Regions from separate parts of the Mus musculus genome. Here region 2 is linked to region 1. A link is a loop called in an ENCODE intact Hi-C map of the cell type or tissue named here. Cell type or tissue: gastrocnemius. All regions are shown on one strand. Links, peaks and the distances in the headings refer to the core of each region. The heading gives the core; the rest is flanking DNA. Region 1 overlaps Cxcr5 (chemokine (C-X-C motif) receptor 5). Region 2 has its middle 22 kb from the start of Ddx6.

Region 1 (4,389 bases), core at 75-4,074:
TATGTTCCTAATGCGGTCTGTGATATCTGAGTAATAGAACCTATATTCTCCCTAATGCAACCCCTCGAAGGCTGGTTTCAGGTTTCCCCTCATTTCTGATCCCTCCAGTTACCCTCGGTTGAGGCTTCCTCTAACGGGGCTTCTGTGGGACTTTTCACGTGGTTAGAACGGGGGGACCCTCCCCTCCACTCAGGTAAAGCCCAGAAACAGCTTGAGCGAGTTTTGGTTCCTCTTTTTAACTCCCTTGCTGAACTGAGACACTTGTGTGTGGACAGACTGTGACCTGTGATGCTCTGGTCACAATGAGTTCATGGCTCCTGGTGATCGTCTATGAGGAAAGGTCAGGGAAGCGAGACTTAGACCAGCTTCACCCTGTTCTATGGCAGCCTCCCCTCCTGACGCCTAGAACTTTATTTCAGAACTAGTCTGTGTGGGTTCCAGACAAGCCCCACCACGGACCTCTGATTTGAGGAGTGACAGGAAAGAACTCATGGTGGTTCTCCTGGACAGGATCTCCTCCAGGGCCACCAGGGCCCACCTCGCCAGAGTGGGGTGACCTCTGGCCATGCCTACTCTAGGTGCTAGGGTTCTTCTCCTGGCTCTTAGCCATCAAGAAGTTTAGTAGCTGCCCATGGCCAGCAAGTGTGTGGGAGATCAAAGGTGATCTTTGAGTTCAAGGGACAAAAGAGCCTCGATGGGAAAAGGTGCTCTCTATACATGCCTGACAACTGACAAATGATGAGCTTGCTCCCTGGAACCCATGGAAGAAGGAGAGAAGGAATTCTCAAACGTTGCTCTCTGACCTCCACTCAGATGGCACACACACACACACACACACACACACACACACACACAAAATAATAATAATAAATAATAATAATAATAATAATAACAACAACAACAATTAAAAATTCGCTGATAGCTGGGCAGTGGTGGCACACGCCTTTAATCCCAGCACTTGGGAGGCAGAGGCAGGCGGATTTCTGACTTCGAGGCCAGCCTGGTCTACATGGACAGGGTGTAGTGGAGCGTACCTTTAATCTCAGCACTTGAAAATCAGAGGCAGACAGATCTCTGAGTTCAGGGCCAGCTTAATCTACATAGCAAGTTTCTGGACAGGAAGAACTACTTAGAAAAATCCTGTCTCAGATGGCAGTGGTGGTGCGTACCTTTAACCCCAGCAATAAGGAGGTAGAGGCAGGCGAATCTCTAAGTTTTTTGTTTCTTGTTTTTTAAAAGATTTATGTATCATTATTATATCTAAGTATACTGTAGCTGTCTTCAGACACACCAGAAGAGGGTGTCAGATCTCATTACGGATGGTTGTGAGCCACCATGTGGTTAACTGGATTCGAACTCAGGACCTTAGGAAGAGCTGTCAGTTCTCTTAACCACTGAGTCATCTCTCCAACCTGGATCTCTAAGTTTTAGGCCAGCCTGATCGACATGGTCTACAGAGTAAGTTCCAAGATTGGCAAGGCTACACAGAGAAACCCTGTCTCAAAAAGGCAAAGGGGAAAAAAATCCTGTCTCAAAATCAGTTGTCATTAAAAATAATAAAAAGAGTAGTTGGTGAGACACTTAATGGGGCACCTGCCATCAAGCCTAAAAAGCTGAGTTAAGTCCCTAGAACACGCATGCTGGAAAGAAAGAACTGAATCCTACAAGTTATCCTCTGTTGACTATAAATAAACAAATGTAAAAAGAAAATTAAAATTAAGACAAGGGATGGTTGACTTATCAAGACTGTTGTTTCAGAACTCAGAGTTGGGAGTGTTGAACCTACTGATCTGGAGAAGTGGGCCAGTAATCAGCTGGGTCAAAGACAGGGAGTGAGGAGCAGAAAATAAAGTCAATGCGAGAAGCTCAGCAGACGCCTAAGAAAAATGTCAAGCTAAGACCTCAGAGATTTATAATGCCAGTACCCAAAAGACTCAGGCAAGACGACTATGAGTTTGAAGCAGATTTAGCTACATAGAGACTCTTGTTTCAGATAAACAAGCCAACAAACACGCCCGCCCACCCAAATTTTTTCAAAACAGCAACAGAAAGCATTGAGCCAAGCCTGCAGTCCTTCCAAGTGTCTGTCACAGGGCAGGAAGTGCTCCTTGGGAGAGCTGGGGATGCAGGAGGCCTTGTCATACTGTCTTGTCCAGTATGACAGACAGACAGAGCAAAACAGAAACCCATTGTTTTATGGAGAAGCCACTAATGCTAAACTTTTCTGCCAGTTCTGTCTTTCCAGGACATGCATGCTATGACAGAATAGGGCAGTATGCCAAGGCCGGTCATGGCCTTTTAGAAGGTGAGTGGGGCCAAAGAGGAGGATCTGTGTTTCAGAGTGACAACCACCCTTGAAGAGAGTGGGTGGTGGGTGAAGGAAGAACGTGTCTGATTGAAGGACTCCAGGGACAGGGTTGTCTTAGAACCCCTGGACTCCTAGCTAGATGTCTGGGCACATAGCTCAGGGCCTTGGGTTTGATATGTGTCATGAAAGAAGTTTCTTTGCTTCTCTCCTTGGAATGTAGGTTTGCTTCATGTCATGAGCACGTCCTGCTGTCCCTCTGGCCCCCACTACCACCTGTCTCTAGTAGGTCACACTGTGATGTGAGGCGTGCAGTTAGGGGAAACTCTTGAGGTTTCTCAGAAGCCAGGAACGGCCAGGTCTCCAGGTGGTTACAAAGGCATCCAAGTGGGTCAGGGCTGATGGTCAGCTTGAGGGCAGAAGATACCACCTAACCATATCAGGGGCAGCTGGCAGTGGGGATGAGGGCAAGCAAGCGTGGGAGCACACTCCCCTGTAGAACAGTTAGGTTTTCAAAGGACTCAGGCAAGAGGACTATGAGTTTGAAGCAGATTTAGGCTACACAGAGACTCTGTTTCAAACAAACAAGCCAACAAACAACCCCACCCCCCAAATTTTTTCAAGACAACAGAAAGCATTGAGCCAAGCCTGAGGTCCTTTTATTTGCAGAATCCCCATGAGTGCCCAAGTGATGCCAGCTGAGCAGGTTCAGCAAGCCCAGCGACATAGTGGGAAGAATGATAAAGCAGACCACAGATCCTGGCGAGCTGGGAGAGTCGGGGGGAAACACCTCAAGGTGTGATTAGGGCAGGAGAGCTGATAGGACTCTGGGTTTGGAGTTCATAGAGAATAAGGCCATGATGAAGGTTCTAAGTCTACTGATGCCCATAACCCACAGCCCCACAGCCCTGGGTTTTCCCACTTGAACTGCTCCTAACAATATCCTTTGGTAGTCCAATAGCAGCCAAGTCAAGTGAACTCCTATGCTTAACTGGAAGACACTCAGGCAGGGGGCGGAGAGGGTGCCAGGCACTGCTTCCTTTCTTTGCTTGTTTCTTTCTTAAGCTCCCACCTAAGAAGCTCTTCCAAGATACTGTATCTCTAGAGATGACAGTCCCTCCCAGGGCAAAGCGACATGCTCCAAGGTGTTTTTAGGAGCAATACAGCTGCATGACTTTGACCCCTGGGGTCCTCTTCCTTGCCACGTCTGGCCTCATGCTTTCTTCATCTATACAAAATCACTGTCTAAAGCCTTCCAGCCAGGGATTAGCTCCACCTTGTCTGGACCATCAGTGACTTGAGGGCAAAGATTATGTTCTCAGTCTCTCCACCCAACACAGATGGATGTTGTATTGTGCCTTAATGATCAAGTCATTCAGCAAGATGAACAATTATATATACCTTCTTTTGGAGACAAGGTCTCAATGTGTTCTAGGCTCCCGCCCCTGAGTCTTTTGCTTCCACCTTTCTCATGCCGGGATTATAGGTGTGTACCACCACACTCTGTGCAAGCTGAGGATGAGCCTAGCAGCATGCACACTCGGCAAGCACTCTACCAACTGAGTACTCTGCCCACCCCTCCTCTCCCAGCCAACAACTCCACACTGCCTGATTGACTAGCACTGCCAGCAAACTGACATGAAGAAAACTTCCAGCCAGGTGGTGGTGGTGGCAGCGGCGGCAGCAGCAGCGGCAGCGCACACGTTTAATCTCAGTACTTGGCAGGTAGTAGGTGAGTTTGAACCTGGTCTACAGAGTTCCAGGACAGCCAATGCTTGCTTCACAGAGAAGCTCAGTCTCAAAAAAAAAAAAAAAAAAAAGCAGCAAACAAAAATACCCCTTCCAAATGACTTTGCCATTCTAACTCAGGGAGACAAGATAAACTTCTCTGTTAAAGAAGCAAGAGGCAGAGCTGGGTCCTCAGTCACACAGCAGGAGATGCCAAACCTGATCCTGTGTCTCCCACCTCCCTTTGGCATCTATTAAGGGCAACAGATATGGGAGACAATAAGAGTCTAAAAGTGGATGTATTTGCCTATGTTCTATAATCCTTGCGGCGGGATTCCCAAGCTATCCCCTCTTCC
Region 2 (4,389 bases), core at 184-4,183, 59 kb after region 1:
TGCTCACTATAGTGGTTGAAGGCACACACTGCTCTTCCAGGGGACCCAGATTTAGTTCCCAGCACCCATATGCGGGTGGCGATTCCCAACTGTCTGTAATTCAGGTCCATGAGGAGCTGATACCGCCCAGCATACACACATGCACATGATTAAAGATAACAACAAATCTTCTAAAAATAGGTGTACCAATCATGAGAGATGATGGCTCTGGTTAGGGCACTTGTTGCTCTTACAAAGGACCCAGGTTTGGTTCCCAGCACCTACATGTGGTTCACAACCATTCATAACTCCAGTTCCAGGGAATTTGACACTCTTTCTAGCTTCTGCAGGCACCAGACACACACGTGGTGAACCTCTGTATATATAGGCAAATACTCATTTACACAAAATAAAATAAATCTAAGATTGCAGAGGAAAATATCTAAATCACTAAATACAAATGCTTTACACTTATTCGTTGTGTGTGTGCGTGCACCCACGCTCTGATACCAAGGCTTGCACATGGAGGTCAAAGACAACGTGCAGAACTCATTTCTCTCCTTCCACCATGTGGGTCCTGGGGAATCAAACTCAAGTTGTCAGGTTTGGCCGAAAGTGCCATAGTACACTGATTCATTTTGGTGACCCAACTGCCACCTCCATCTCTTCTTGTTCTTTTTTTCCCCACCTTCTTCTTGAGACTGAGTCTCATATAGCTTAGGCTGGGCTCCAATTTGCTTTGTAGCTGAAGATACTGTCGTTAATCCTTCTGCCTCTGCCACCCAAATGCTGGGATTAAGTATGTGCATAAAACCAGTGGCTTCTATAACCATTAACTAGGAAAGTCTACAATCGGCTGTCTTAAGGCCCATTAAGGGTGTTGTAATGTGAGGATTTGTGTTTCTCTTTATTTCCCCCACCTGGCCTATTTCCTGTTTCTAAGGTACTTTGGTTGTCATAGAAACAGAAACAAACACAACTAATTTCCTCTAATTGAGCTGCAGGATCCCACCCCCAGCTTTGCCCACAGGCACAGCTGTGTGACCCTTTACAGCTCTTCCATGCTCTTCTCCCTGACTCTGTCTGCTCATCGCCCACTCCTGGGCCGGCTGCACCTTTGAAAGTGTGGATAGCTGTGTGATTACTTGCCTCCAGCTCCACACTGAGTGTGCAAAGCAAACTCTCGCAGCAGAGACTAGTGCTTCCAAAAGCCCAAGTTAGTTTATGGGCTCATGTTGATTGATCGGTGACATTAGGGTTACTTAAGGGTTTCCAGGGATTTTATGTTTTCCTTATTAGATTGCTGTGTAAAAGTAATTTTTGTCCCTTGGTATCTAAGTAGCATAGGGCATGTAAATGTACCAAGAGGGCTACTCATTGGATTCTGCTATCATGAAGCTCAGTGAAGGAAATAGATTACTGAAGAGCAACTGAAAGCTGGAAAGTTCGCGTGTGAACAATCTTCTGTCTTTCCTTCACTCTCTCCTTCCCTCCTAACTTTCTAACTTGGGGAAGGATTTCATCTTACACCATAATGGGGCTGGGGCGTAGATGTGACTCTAGACCGGTGGTTCTCAACCTTCCTAATACTGAGACCCTTTTATATGCAGTTCCTCATGTTGTAGCCACCCTCACCTATGACATTATTTTTGTTGTGCCTTCATAACTGTAATTTTGTAATTACAGTTTTATGTAACTGTAATTGTGTTACCCTTCTGAATCATAATGTAAATATCTGATATGCAGGATATCTGATACGTGGCCCCTGTGGAAGGGTCACGACCCACGGGTTGAGAACCGCTGCTCTCAACAGAATCCCTGGAATCCACTGAAGCAACAGGTGTCTCTATTGACAGTTGCTGATGGGGAAAGTGTGACGTGTTGCTGGGATAGTCGCTGTCAACAGGAAAGCCAGGCACCTGCTGGTCAGTCATGCTGCGGTTCTTCCAACACACACCCTACTAAAGAGGAAATCGCAAAGGAGAACCGAAGAGATGATTGACTTTACGGCGAGGGGCGTGGTTACATCTTACACGAGCCACGAGCAGTGTGAGTATATTTTTAGGTCAAGCGAGCTTAACACGAAAATACCAGCAATGGCTGCCATGGTGGCACACACCTTTGATCCCAGCACTCAAGAAGCAGAGGCAGGCAGGTCTCTGGGAGTTCAAGGCCAGTCATAGTGAGTTCCAGCCAGCCAGGACTACATGAAGTCCCTGTCTCAAAAAAAAAAAAAAAAAAAAAAAAAAAAAGAAAAGAAAGAAAGAAAAGAAAAAGAAAAAGAAAAAGAAAAAGAAAAAGAAAGAAAGAAAGAGAGACAGACATATAAAACTTTAAAAATAGATAATAGTAACCATGACACGGGATAAATTTGTTAAACAACTTATGTCTATATCAAATGTCCCAGAATTCTACACTTCTGTCTTGGCTTTTCTATCGCTGGGAAAGAGACCCTATGACCATGGCAACTCTTAGAAAGGAAAGCCCTTAATTAGGGCTGGCTTGCAGGGTTCAGCGGCTTAGTCCATTATCACTCTAGTGGGAAGCTTGGTGGCAAAGAGGCAGACATGGTGCTGGAGAGGTAGCCAAGAGTCCGACATCTGGATCAGCAGGCAGCTGGAAGACTGTAAGCCACTAGGCCTGCTTTGAGCTTCTGAGACATCAAAGCCACCTGCTTGGGACACACTTCCTCCAGCAAAGCTACACCTACTCCAACAGGGCCACGTGTCCTGAAAGAGCCACTCCCTATGGACCTATGGGGGCCTTTTTTTTTTTTCTTTTTCCAGACAGGGTTTCTCTATGTAGCCCTGGCTATCCTAGAACTCATTCTGTAGACCAGGCAGACCTCGAACTCAGAAATCCCCCTGCCTCTGCCTCCCAAGTGCTGGGATTAAAGGTTTATGAGGGCCATTTTTATTCAAACAACCACAACTTCTAAACATTTTGATGGGGCATACATACGTGTGCATCCATACATGTTTACATGTGTGTGAATGTGTATAGGAACACACGTGTGTGGAGGCCAGACATTGAAGTCCAGTAGCTTCCAGATCATTCCCACCTTATATACTGAGGCAGAGACTCTCTGCTGAACACAGAACTTGAGGATTTGACTAGTTTAGCACAGCTGCTTGTTCCAAGGATCCTACCCGTTTCCTAAGCACTGGGATTCTAAGTAGACCAACATTTCCATGGATGCTGAGGATCTGAACTTGAGTCCTCAGGCTTTTACAGTAAGTTATCTCCCACCTCCCACCGAGTCATCTCCAAAACCCACTTTTGAAGATTTTCTTTTTTCACTTTTAATTATATGTATGTGTGTGGATATGTACATGTGAGTGCAGTTGCCCAGAGAGACCAGAAGAGGGCATCAGATCCCCAGAAGCTAGAACTACAAGGGGTTGTAATCACTTGATCTGGGTGCTGGGAACCAAACTGGAGTCCTCCTCAGCAAGAGCAGTTTCTACTCCGGACCTCTGTGCCCTCTCTCCGGCCCCCACTAATAAAGACTTTGTGTGAGATTTTCATGTCTTTCCCTGCCATACTCCTGATCCACTCCCACTTCTCTTTGTACTTGGGTAGAGCTTACTTAGGACAAACTCTCTCCTCCTGCGCGTGTGCGTGCGTGCGTGCGTGCGTTTCTCCTTTAATTTTGAGAGACTCTGTACCACAAGCTGCCCTTGAATTCATGACAATCCTGCACGATCTTCTGAAGATGCTGGGATTGCAGATATGAGCCACATACCCAGTTCTACACCCAGTTCTTCCCCCAGTTACTAATCCTCTCTGGGGGAGGACGATAATTGGCATCTTTGCATCACACTACCTCAAGTATAAAACTGTAACTCGTTGGGCCAGACCCCTCTGTAATCATTATTTATGGGTCATAGCCATAGGCTATTGAACCTTGCTGCTGCCTGGTCTATTAGAATATTCTAATTCCTTTACCAAAGATTCCTTCAGGAGTACATACAGGGAATAGACCCCAGCTACCGATGAGAACATGTCCTGGAGGCTTGGCCAGGTCAAGAAAGCAGCTTTGGCCGGGCAGTGGTGGCGCACGCCTTTAGTCCCAGCACTTGGGAGGCAGAGGCAGGTGGATTTCTGAGTTCGAGGACAGCCTGGTCTACAGAAGTGAGTTCCAGGACAGCCAGGGCTACACAGAGAAACCCTGTCTCAGAAAAAAACCAAACCAAACCAAACCATAACAAAACAAAACAAAAAAAGCAGCTCTGTCTACACAGAGTTCTTATTCTAGAAATATTTTTAATACAATCCTCTGAATACATTCAAAGTAGTAATAAAATAATATACATCTTTATTCACTATTCTCATATAATTAATTTTTTTTTCTTTTTGAGACAAAGTCTCTCTATGTACCCCTGACTATCCTGGAACTAACTATATAGA

The links. A loop is a pair of places that touch in the nucleus more often than their neighbours do. Peaks named below come from ENCODE experiments on the same cell type or tissue, not always from the same donor. Only the 100,000 strongest peaks of a DNase experiment are listed, where the experiment ranks them.
Region 2: it touches region 1 in a loop (2.8-fold over the local background); 13 of 42 quality-filtered maps call a loop at or near these places.

The regions. Positions count from the first base shown.
Region 1 is chr9:44,521,867-44,526,255 of GRCm38, forward strand. The region is part of intron 1 of Cxcr5 (chemokine (C-X-C motif) receptor 5); the gene reads right to left. Among named protein-coding and RNA genes, the nearest start is that of Cxcr5, 2.4 kb to the right of the region's middle. In gastrocnemius, for the core only: no CTCF peak of the experiment used is centred there; a DNase peak (open chromatin) is centred at 2,200.
Region 2 is chr9:44,580,662-44,585,050 of GRCm38, forward strand. No RefSeq gene overlaps it. Among named protein-coding and RNA genes, the nearest start is that of Ddx6, 22 kb to the right of the region's middle. In gastrocnemius, for the core only: no CTCF peak of the experiment used is centred there; no DNase peak of the experiment used is centred there.